Regions from separate parts of the Mus musculus genome. Here region 2 is linked to region 1. A link is a loop called in an ENCODE intact Hi-C map of the cell type or tissue named here. Cell type or tissue: left cerebral cortex. All regions are shown on one strand. Each heading gives the region's core, and the rest is flanking DNA. Links, peaks and the distances in the headings are about the cores only. Region 1 overlaps Slc39a11 (solute carrier family 39 (metal ion transporter), member 11). Region 2 overlaps Slc39a11 (solute carrier family 39 (metal ion transporter), member 11).

What was found. Hi-C counts contacts between places; a loop is a spot of excess contacts. Peaks named below come from ENCODE experiments on the same cell type or tissue, not always from the same donor. Only the 100,000 strongest peaks of a DNase experiment are listed, where the experiment ranks them.
Region 2: a loop joins it to region 1, with 5 times the contacts of the local background. A loop is called at or near these places in 13 of 42 quality-filtered maps.

The regions. Positions count from the first base shown.
Region 1 is chr11:113,294,837-113,300,210 of GRCm38, forward strand. All of the region lies in intron 7 of Slc39a11 (solute carrier family 39 (metal ion transporter), member 11), which reads right to left. Among named protein-coding and RNA genes, the nearest start is that of Gm51927, 11 kb to the right of the region's middle. In left cerebral cortex, for the core only: CTCF peaks have their summits at 1,508 (motif pointing right) and 3,139; DNase peaks (open chromatin) are centred at 1,528, 3,154, 3,830 and 4,104.
Region 2 is chr11:113,415,806-113,421,179 of GRCm38, forward strand. All of the region lies in intron 5 of Slc39a11 (solute carrier family 39 (metal ion transporter), member 11), which reads right to left. Among named protein-coding and RNA genes, the nearest start is that of Gm42094, 24 kb to the left of the region's middle. In left cerebral cortex, for the core only: a CTCF peak has its summit at 2,315 (motif pointing left); DNase peaks (open chromatin) are centred at 2,208, 3,381, 3,663 and 4,963; H3K27ac peaks cover 1,091 bases.

The DNA of each region.
Region 1 (5,374 bases), core at 291-5,290:
CAGGGACATGGGTGGGGGCGGCTGAAGCAACAGTGGAGGAAGAAGGGGTGAGCATAAAGAGCCCCTTGTGCTGCTGATGGGGGGAGGGAGAAGCGGCTGCTAGCTGCTTAGGGCAAACAGGGTGGGGGTGGGGGTCTCGGTAGCCTCCTTGTTTTGAGACAGTGAGGTGAGATCAGAGGGGTCTGGAATCTAGTCCAGGTAATAAGGGAAGCAAAAGAAAGACTCTCTGGGCACAGGGCTGTCTCTTCTGAAGTTGCTAGTGGGTTTCGGAGCAAGACATCAGAAGCAAGCTTGTCTCTGGAGACCACTTACAGCCCAATCAGTTCTCCCCCAAAAAAGAGGGAGCCTAGGGAATCACAGGGATGCCATGAAGATGCGTGAGTAACCTCATGCCTTATTTTCTGAGATGGTCCGTGAGAAAGAACCCTCTTAACTGTGGACAAGTCAGATGTTTGCATATTCTCAGCCCAGGGAGTGCACTATTAGAAGGTGTGGCCCTGTTGGAGTAGATGTGTCACTGTGGGTGTGAGCTTTAAGACCCTCTTTCCAGCTGCCTGGAAGCCAGGATTCTGCTAGCAGCCTTCAGATGAAGATGTAGAACTCTCAGCTCCTCCTGCACCGTGCCTGCCTGGATACTGCCATGTTGCTGCCTTGATGATAATGGACTGAATCTCTGAACCTGTAAGCCAGCCCCAATTAAATGTTGTCCTTATAAGAGTTGACTTGGTCATGGTGCCCCTTTCCCTGACCAAATACTCATACTGACAAGACTTGTCAGTTCACAGCAGTAAAGCCCTAACTAAGACATCAGGTCATACCCAGTTCTTGAAAAATATATTGGGGGTAGGGCTTCAGCAGCTAAGAGCACTGACTTCTTTTACAAAGGATCTCGGTTCAATTCCCAGCAACCTTACAGCAGTTCACAGCCATCCATGACTCTGTTTCTGACCTCTGTGGGGATGGTGCACAAACAGGCAAAACGCTCATACAGACAAAATAAGATAAATGAATCTTACTAAAGTTACTACAACACTAAACGTGACGTACAATAACCCACAATAGCAAACAGGGGCCTCTGCGGTTGGCCTCCCCACACCTCGTTGATTGTTACAGCTTCCTGCTCTATTGGTCTCTTTGCAGAGGATCACCCAAATGCTCTATTTTAATTCTTGGAAAGAAGGAGTAAGGATGATGAATCTACTTTGTGATGAGGTAAACGAGGTGGGAAATGCTGAGAGCCAGATAGCGGGGAGATAAACACGACTTTTGCAAAACATCTAGGGAATGTTTACCAACTCCTACAGAAGGAGATAAATAGAAGATAAAGATAGAAAAGATTAATAGACAGATAGACTTTAGCTTTATGGAGAGAGTAAATGTAGCCCAACACCAATTTAGAGAAGTTCTATTTAAGCCTCTCGAGGTGAGGCAACTCAGAGACGCACCTCACTGGCCTTTTTGAAGCCTTTCTCCCCCATTGCCTCATAGTGAGTCTTGAAGCCAGACTACCACATGGTGGCGCTGTGGGCCGTTCTCCAATGCCAGTGGCCTGGAAGGGAAAACTGTGGGAAGAGGATTGTGGGTGGACCACTCTAGATCTCCCTAGAGGACAGCTACATGGGAGAAAGGCTGGCTCGCTTAGGTGAAACGGAGGACAAGATCTTTGGGTGCAGATAAAGGCCTGCAGCAGGGGAGTCGAGTGAAGGGCTGTGGTGAGGAGAGGGGCCGGCAGGGTAAAAGGCATCGCACTTTTGCCTGCACACCCTCTTGCTAACTCACCAGCTATACCTCAGCCTAGAGAAGGTTTCCAGAGAGGCTAAGACAGAGGGCAGGGGGAGCTCCACAGCAACAACCCGGGGACAGGGAGGGTCTCCCTGGAATGTCCCTAAAAGGCAGGTGAACTTGGTGCCCATAGAGGCAAGCACGCACTCTGTGGATTCTTGCTGGGAGCAGCTATCACAGGCTGCTCCTCAGAAGCTCGGTGAGACAGGAAAACAAAGCCATCGCTACTCCACGAGTGTGTTCTGACCCCCACATCCCATGATTGGTCATATAGCAACGCCTGTGTTTTATAGCTCGAAAGATGTATGTCGTTTATGGTCTCTACTCTTTGATCTGCTATCAGATGCAGACTTGGAACAGGCACAGACTTGGTCTGAAAGTGGTGGTTAACCCAGCAGACATCCTTGATTAAGTGTCTGAACACTGGGCACCAGCAGCCGGCCGGGGCATGCAGCACGAAGTGCAGGGAACCAGGGGAGGCCCGTTTGTGGGTTGTCCGATCTGCAGCCAGCACTGCCCGTTCTGCACAGCCCTGCAGCCGGACACCGGTCGGAGCCATCGGTCCAGGCTATAAACACCCCCTCGCCAAAGCTGGAAACGGGGTGCAAAGCACAACGTCTAAGCATAAGATTGCTTCACTCGCTCTCCCTTCTGGTTCGAGTTATGTGTACCTTGAAGTGAGGGCTGAGAGGTGTGGTCTCCTCTTAATGATACTTCTGAAAAGGAAAACCACTTTAATCATCCGACTCCCCAAGGACATACGGGCTTCGGCATTTCTTTGTGGTTGGAGCCAAAAGAAACCACGGAGGGACCAGATCAGAAAGCAACACTAAGCTAAGACGTGTTTCCCTTGGCCCACAGACTGCTCATGCCTGGCTGACTCTTCCTTACTCAGAGGACAGGTTTTGGGTTTGGTTTTTTTTTTTTTTTTAAGACAGTGTCTCTCTCATGTGTCTTAGGCTAGCTTCAAACTCACTATACAGCTGAGGACAGCACTAAATTCACCTTCTCTCTTCTTAAGTGCTGGGATTTACAGATGCGGCCCACCATGCCTGCTTTACTCCATGCTGGTGATTAATCCCGGGACCCTGTGCATGCTAGACACACAGTCTATCAACTGAGCTGTATCCTTGGCCAATCTTCCCTCCCCCCTTTTGAGACCTAATTTGGCGAGGTACCTAGCTCATCTGATAATTTACATGTGATGTGACCCACCTGATCTTGAACTTATATAAATCCTCCTACCTCAGTTTCCCAAAGGATGGGATTATAGGTCTATGCCACCACATGCCCCCTGGGCGCTGATTTTTGATCCCTGCCACTGATCCAGTAGGACACTGAGGTGCAGTAGCAGCCTGTAGACACCTGGTGGCAGTAGTGACACACCAGTTCTAGGCTGGCTGCTTTCTGCCTATGTCTCTTGTCTTAACTGAACTGCTGAGAGGAATGAGAGTGCCTTTTTGATAATATTTACCTCTCTCTTCTCTGTTGGTGGTGGTGGTTAACATTGCTGGAGAGAGGTGAGACTCCCTCCCTCTGAGATGCATTGCAAATAGTACCCATGAGGTCACGGAGAGACAGTGAGGGCTCAGCAGTGAACTTGGGTAAAAGCTATGGGCTGTGTCCACTATGTCTAAGTCCATGAACTTTATGTAAAAAGTCAGAGAGTATTTTCAGCCTTTAGAAGTCTACGTCAACTCTTCACTCAGTCATTGTAGCCAAGGAGCCAGAGACAGCATGTGAAAAGATTGGCGAACGTGTGTCTCAAGAAAACCTCCATTTATAGAAATTAGTGCAGGGCCAGACTTGGTTAGCTGTGTCTATATTCACATTCCCCCGGACTATAGCGAGCGCACTGGAAGCCAGAATCAAGTAAAAGCTGGATTGAGGGACGTGAGGTGGCTCAGTAGGTGCTTGAGGTCAAGCCCGGTAACCCGAAATTGACCCCAGGACTCCTGCACCCCCAGCACCCCACCCACACACACATAACAAATCTATCTTCAGTGGCATCTGGCATCTGGATCCGCAACACATCTGGATCCGCAACACAGAACTCTGTGGAACATCAGTTGCTTCCTGGAGTGGGTGGCTGGGAACTGCCAGCATCCTCAGAGAGGGGCAGACCTTTTGCAATCTCTGTTGTAGGGTAGCTGTCTGCCTGTGCGGAATAGTCTCTCTCTCTCTCTCTCTCACACACACACACACACACACACACACACACACACACACACACACACACTCATAGCAGCTCCTCCCTCTTTCTTCCATCACTGTCACGTGAATCACCTGTGGCTCCCTGCCACCTGATCTTCAACTGTTCTCCTAAACTAAGAACACTCGTGGTCTGCATTCATCTCTCTGAGATTTCCTTTTTCTTCTCTCCAGCAGGGCTCCGTCCTTTCCTCCTCTCCTCAGGGTTACTGAAGTTCGTACTCGAGGTCAGCAAACACTTTGCTCTGTGGTGGAATCCGTCCCACGGCTCCAGCGTCCCCTTCCCACCTTCCCAAGCCATCCCAGTTTAGCCAGGTGGCTTTGTCCAGCACCTCTGGAGCCCTGTCCTGAGTCTGCACCAGGCTGGGTGGAGACAGGCCACTGTGTGGAGGATGTGCTTTCTCTTCAACCTGCCTCCCAGGAACCCTTTCAGCTTCCCTCCTGAGCACTAGGGGAGTCTGTCTTGATAGCCACTGTCCATCCGCCTTGAGAACACATTGGGGGCTTCCTGGGTATTCAGCACCGCCATCCGTACCGCCATCCGCACCACCATCAGCACCGCCATCCCCGGCTGACTGCCCTTATGCTTGGCTGACCTTTACAGGCCAAATGTAAAAAGTCCGCCCTGTTCTGAGTTTTCTTAGATGGTCTGGTTTCCATCGCTCCCCTGTAGCCTAGATTATGCTGATTTTAATGCTGCTTCTGGCTTAAATGCCCACTCACAAATTATGTTGTCTGCTGCTTCTGTTAATGATGATCGACCGCATCACGCTGAAGTCTGAGCATGCGGCCTGGATGATAATGGCCTGGACGATAATGAGTCTGTGGCACGGCATCAATCAAGCATGTGTGCTTCAAAAGGACATGGCTCCGGGGCTGGAAAGAGGGCTGGGGCGGGGGAGGGGCACTCGGGTGGGACAATCATTGAAGATGGAGGTTTGAGGCCTCAGAGCACACATACAGCCAGACATAGTAGCACACTCCTAATCCCAGCATGACTTTGGCGGGATGGGAGATGGAGATGGCACAATCCTGGAAGTGTGTGGGCAGGCTAGCCCAGTGTATGCAGTGACAAAGACAAATAAGACTGTCTCAAAATGGAAAGGTGGGGCTGTTTAACGGTTTCCTTGGAGACTGAAATATTCCTACCTGGCAAGGAAGCACCTGAAACAGGAAGGTACACAACTCAAAATAGCTGCAGGAAGTCCCTGAAACTGACCAGATTCACTAGGCCCCTCCCTGACAGCATAAGTAAGAAAAGCTCAGCTTCCTCTTCTCTGGGAGCTGCAAAGATGGAAGCTGAGGGGAGAAGATCTGTAAAAAGACAGAGACCAGACCAGCTGTCCGGAAGCAACAGAAACCGGCCAAGCTGCCTGGAAGA
Region 2 (5,374 bases), core at 169-5,168, 120 kb after region 1:
TTCCTCTCTGCCTTCAGACTACACAGCCTGCTGCTGTTCCTGTGATGTCAACTTAACTTGGATTCCTGTTTGTTCTAATGAAGTGCTGGGTCTATGACGCTGTGAGTCCATCCCAAGGCCAGAAATAGTTCAATCATGGCTGTGTTGTTGTTGTTGTTAACATCTGTCTACCACTTCTGGCTAAAGGGTCACATCTTTGATAAGTGAAGCACACTTAGTGCGCTGTCAGTCTCCACGGGGCTAAGCTATCTAATGCTTGTGTTCTGTTCCTGTCTCACTTCCAACGGCATTGTCCTTCTCATTAAGCCGGTTAGCCCCAAAGTCATTATTGATTTATGGATTATTGATTGATATACTGAAGACAGGGTCTGACTACACAAGCTCTGGCATCCCTGGGTGGCCTGCACCTTGCTTTGTAGACCAGGCTGGACTCCAATTCAGAGAGATCCACCTACCTCTGCCTCCACAGTGCTAGGATTAAGGGAGCACTACATTGTACACTACACCCCACTGACATTGTTACAACAAAACCAACCCCCACATCTAAACTCGAATCATCTCTCATATCAGCCTGGCCTTTCGCATTCCCAATTCCTTCCCAATGACTCTCCAGACTTATGACTCTTTGTTCCCATGGGGACCAGTCGACCACTTTTGGGCTCTCACCATCTCTTCCTTCTCGTTCCCCATCGTACGCAGCAGTGGTCCCTTGTTAAAAACCACACATCCTTCCCCATGTGCCTGGCTAATGTCAGCTCTCCACCTAAGCTGCACCGGTCTCTAAGGAAGTGGATGGTCTTGAGGAAAACACTGCACCAGGATGTCAGCCCCAGCTTGAAGTCTCGCTGGGCTGCAGAGTGCTTCTGTAAGACCCCCCGAGAAGGGCAGCCTCCAATTGCCAAAGGTGCCTAGTCCCCAAGGTCACCTTCCTCATAGTTGATGGCTTATATTCCTTACGTAATTGAAAAATGGAAAGAAAACATCATCCACTCCCATGTACTTTGCCTCCCATCGAATACACAAGGGATGTTCCTATTCTGTCCACATCTTTTGCCTCCCAACTATGCTGCCCCCGCAGTTCTCCGGTCACCGATTTCTCAGTCCCTCTCATTCCTGTGGCTCAGTTCTATGAGATCATAGTTCTGTTGTCATCCTCTTGCTCTGTCCTCCCATGAGTGTCACAGAGACCATTGCTCTGTCCTCCCATGAGTGTCACAGCCGCCATTGCTCTGTCCTCCCAGTGTCCTTCCAACAGACACTCCCTGGTAGAGCCTCCTACTTCCCTTGTCTTCACTTTCAAATCTCTCATTCTCTCTCTGACCCACTCTAACTAGCTTTTCCCCATCACCATCCCACCGTGGATACTCTAGCCAGGGTCAACAGCAGTCTCCAGCCAGCCTAACCCATTGGTCCCTCCCCAGATCTCACTGCGCACACACTCTCTCTGCACGGCAGCTGTCTATTAAGTCCTCTGCCACAGACTCTGAACACACCTCCCCTGTGGCTCCCAGGAGACCAGCCTCTCCTGACATCCCAACATCCTCCCTGGCCATGCTGCTGTCTGCTCTTCTGGAATCTTCTCCTACTTTCTTTTCTGTCTACTCATAGCCCCCAGGTGGCAGACACTGGCGTGTTGATTATCCCTTAGATACATCAACCATCTCTCAGGTCTGGCTGTCTCACTGATGCGTTTTGAGTCTGAGGTCCTTCTCTGTGGGGTGCTCCCTCTGACCCCCACACTCTCTCTGAAGACATTCTCCTGACAACCTCCCTTATATCATTCAGGTCTCTGCTCAAAAGCTCCCCCCCATAGAACTGAATGTCTTATCTGAACAGCAGCTCAGTAGTTTAGGTCACAGAAAAGAATCACTCATTGCAGGAATGAATGAATGAATGAAAGAATGAATGACACAAACAAACTTAATTGAAATTAAAAAAGGGTCAGACCATTGAAAACTCTTCCTTCCTTTTCCAATATGGACCCATGTGGGGAGGGGCTGAGCAGAGCTGGGAGGACGGCTCAGTGGTTAAAGGGCTTGCTGTCCCAGCATGGGAATCTGAGTATGATCAATATTCAAAAGCTAGGTATGGCAACATGCAATCCCCATCACAGAAGAGACCAAGTCAGGCAGGTCCCTGATGTTCACTGATTGGCTGGCACTGCCTTCTTAGTGAGTTCTAGGCCAGTAAGAGGCCCTCTCACCCGAAACAAGGTAAAGGTAGGGACTGAAAGATGGCCCAGTGCTTCAGAGCATCTGTTGCTCTCATAGAGGACCTGGGTGCAGCTCTCAGCATCTGCATGGAAGCCTACAGACACGTGTAACTCTAGGTCCAAGAGATCTGATGCCCTCTGCTGGCCTCTATGGGCACTGATCATACGTGGTATACATATGGGCAAAATACTCATGCACATTATATAACACACGCACATATGTATATATATATATATGCATGCATACATACATAATATATACACACACATATATGTATGTATGTATATATATATATATATATATATATATATATATATATATTAAAATTTTAAATTAATGGGTAGGGAGATGGCTCCATTGAGTAAAGTGACTACCATATAATCCTATGGATTCAGATTCCTGGCACCCACATAAGAGCTAGGTGAGTCACATATGCCCATAACCCTGTAACACAGGGGATGGAGACAGGTAGATCCCCAAGAACTTGCTGGCCAGTCCAGGTCCACTCAGTCAGTGAGCTCTGGGTTCAGTGAGAGATTCAGCCTCAAAAGACAGGACAGAGAGAATAGTGGAAGATACCAGACATCAGCCTCTAGCCTCCACATGCATGCAAATATACATACACAAGCACCTTTATGAACACACACGCTCGCGCACGCGCGCGCGCACACACACACACACACACACACCACATCACATATGCATATATACACAAAAAAGATTGATCAAGATGGACAGCTCCTGAGGAATGATACCTGAGGTTGACCTCTGGCTTCCACATACGCACACACGCGCACACACGCACGCACGCGCGCACGCACACACACACACACACACACACACACACACACACACACACACACACACAGAGAACTGTATATTAGGCTGAGGACCTGTATATTAGGTGGGTCTGTTCAGCCCACTGTCTAGGCCCACCAGGGAAGCCCAATGCATTTCTCCTTAGGGTCTTGCATCATCTGAGCCTCTTCTGTCCACCTGTGCAACTCAGCAGGTGAGCAGACATCAGAGGAAGATGTCAGCTTGCAAAGCTGGCAGCCGTCCCCACCGCCTTCAACAGTCCCCTTTCTTCCTTGGTGACGACAGTCCGCTTTGCAGCTGTAATTTTCTGTTTAGGTAACGTCTTATTTGCATGCAGAAACCACGTCCCTTTTCCTATTACTGATGTAAAAGATTGCTTATTTCTAATTATACTGCAGGCACTCACGGAATTCAAAGAGCAGAAAATATGTCAGGCGCAATTTACAAATTGTGGTTATTTGTGTACCCGCTTGCCCAGATTACGGCAAATATAGAATAGGGGGGAAAAATGGTCATTAAAATACCAGCTCTGCTGAGCAGAGCCCTGCTTCCATTTGTCCTCCCTGTGTTCACTGAATACAAAGCTAAACACTAAACGCAAGCTTGCTCTGGTACCCGTGATGTTTCCCTGTATCTTGATTTTCGAGTGGGTGTTTAAGAGAGGAAACTTTCCCCGGTTGCTCCCTGCCTGCCTTGGAAATACCATTTGCCTCACACTCAAATCACGGTTTCTAAAAAAGAAAAGGCTCTTTTTTTTTCCTTGTATTTTGATTTTCAGAAATGTTTCAGGAGCTGGAAAATTCTTCCCAAAAATCCTACTAACTGGGACAGAGTATTTCAAGGGCCCAGGAATGAAGCCACGGTGTGTCAAGCGGGGTCCTTGTTCGTCATCTCAGTGTCTCTGGAGTGCCTAAGGTCAGAGTTTGAGCCCTGGAAGCCCCTCGGCAAGCCAGATTCAGCTTCTCACCCTCAACATGGCAATGAAACTGCCAAGGAGAAGCTAAAGTCTGAGAGGGGGAGGGGATTTATTAAATGCGGCCACATTGGAAAGGATAACAAAGAGGCCCGGCGACCACCTCCCTCATCCCAGGTCCACCTTAGGGGCACTAGCATGAGGTTTAAGTTTAAACGGAAGCCAAATAAGCAGATTGGCCTGGACAGGGTCCTGTCCATCACCCATCAATGTCTTGGTCCTGGTCTCTCCTGCGAGGTGGTCTGACGGATTGTCAGCCAGAAGACAAGCTTCTCCTCTGGCTGGCACCAGGCATCAGCCCCTTGTGTCTCCCATCAAGAGACTCCTGGGGAAACTCCAATTTCTGGGGTCCGCTGTTTTAACAGATAACTAAAGAGTGAGATGCAGATGTCTCATTTCTGCCCTAATCTTAAGTTGGACCCTGAGTCTAAACTTACGCTTTCCTACATTTTAAATGCTATTAAACTCTAAAGAACACATACACAGGCCTACCTGTGTGCTTGGGTGCTTGACCACAGCACTGAGAGCCGTGCAGAACTCTGTGTGCTTTCAACCCCGAACCTTAGTGAATGTAAACAAGTCACATAATTGGGCCCCAGGACCTTGGATCTACCCATTACCCAAGGTTGGGGGTTAACGGACACTCACGGGTGTCTGCTTGGATTGAATGACCACACCTTCTAGAACCTTCTTTGCTCTAAGTAAGGATATTTCTAAGCATTTATGATCTTCCAGAATTCACGCAGCGGCACCGTTGTCTACTCACCAGCCCTAAGATTGTCTCACTCAAAGTCAGCATTCACTGCAGAGCCTTGAGGCTAGGGGGATCAAACGCAGCGATCAGGAGGAGCCCTAGTGGCCAGACAAAGTCCTAATCCAAATACGCACGGACTCTGGATATGAAGCAAATGTCTGATCTTCCCGCTGAAGCAGAGCGCACTCTCCACCACAGTGCATGCATTTTTGAAGACACAGGTCTGGGTGCAGCACCCAAATGTGGACTGGTAACGATGAGCTAATTCCATTCCGTATGCACGCGTGGGATGGCGTATGAGATGCACCAATCAGAAACGTCCCTTTGCTCCTTTATACCTGGCACGGAGCAATGTTCGCCAATCTCTGCATCGTGGATGCTGCCATTGGCCCCCTCACAGGAGAACTTTCTGTTATCGAACAACATTTCAACAGCACATAATTTCTGCTCCCTCCTGAGTTATTTAAGATCCGTCTCCTTCATAACCCACCAATGATACTGTCACTCGTAATTGTGTCCCGAGCCACAAAGATTCATTTTCACGGCACTGGGCCGGGTTTTCATTTCGTTCTCATTTATCTGGTAGGAGCAGATTTGATTTGCACGAGGCAGCCA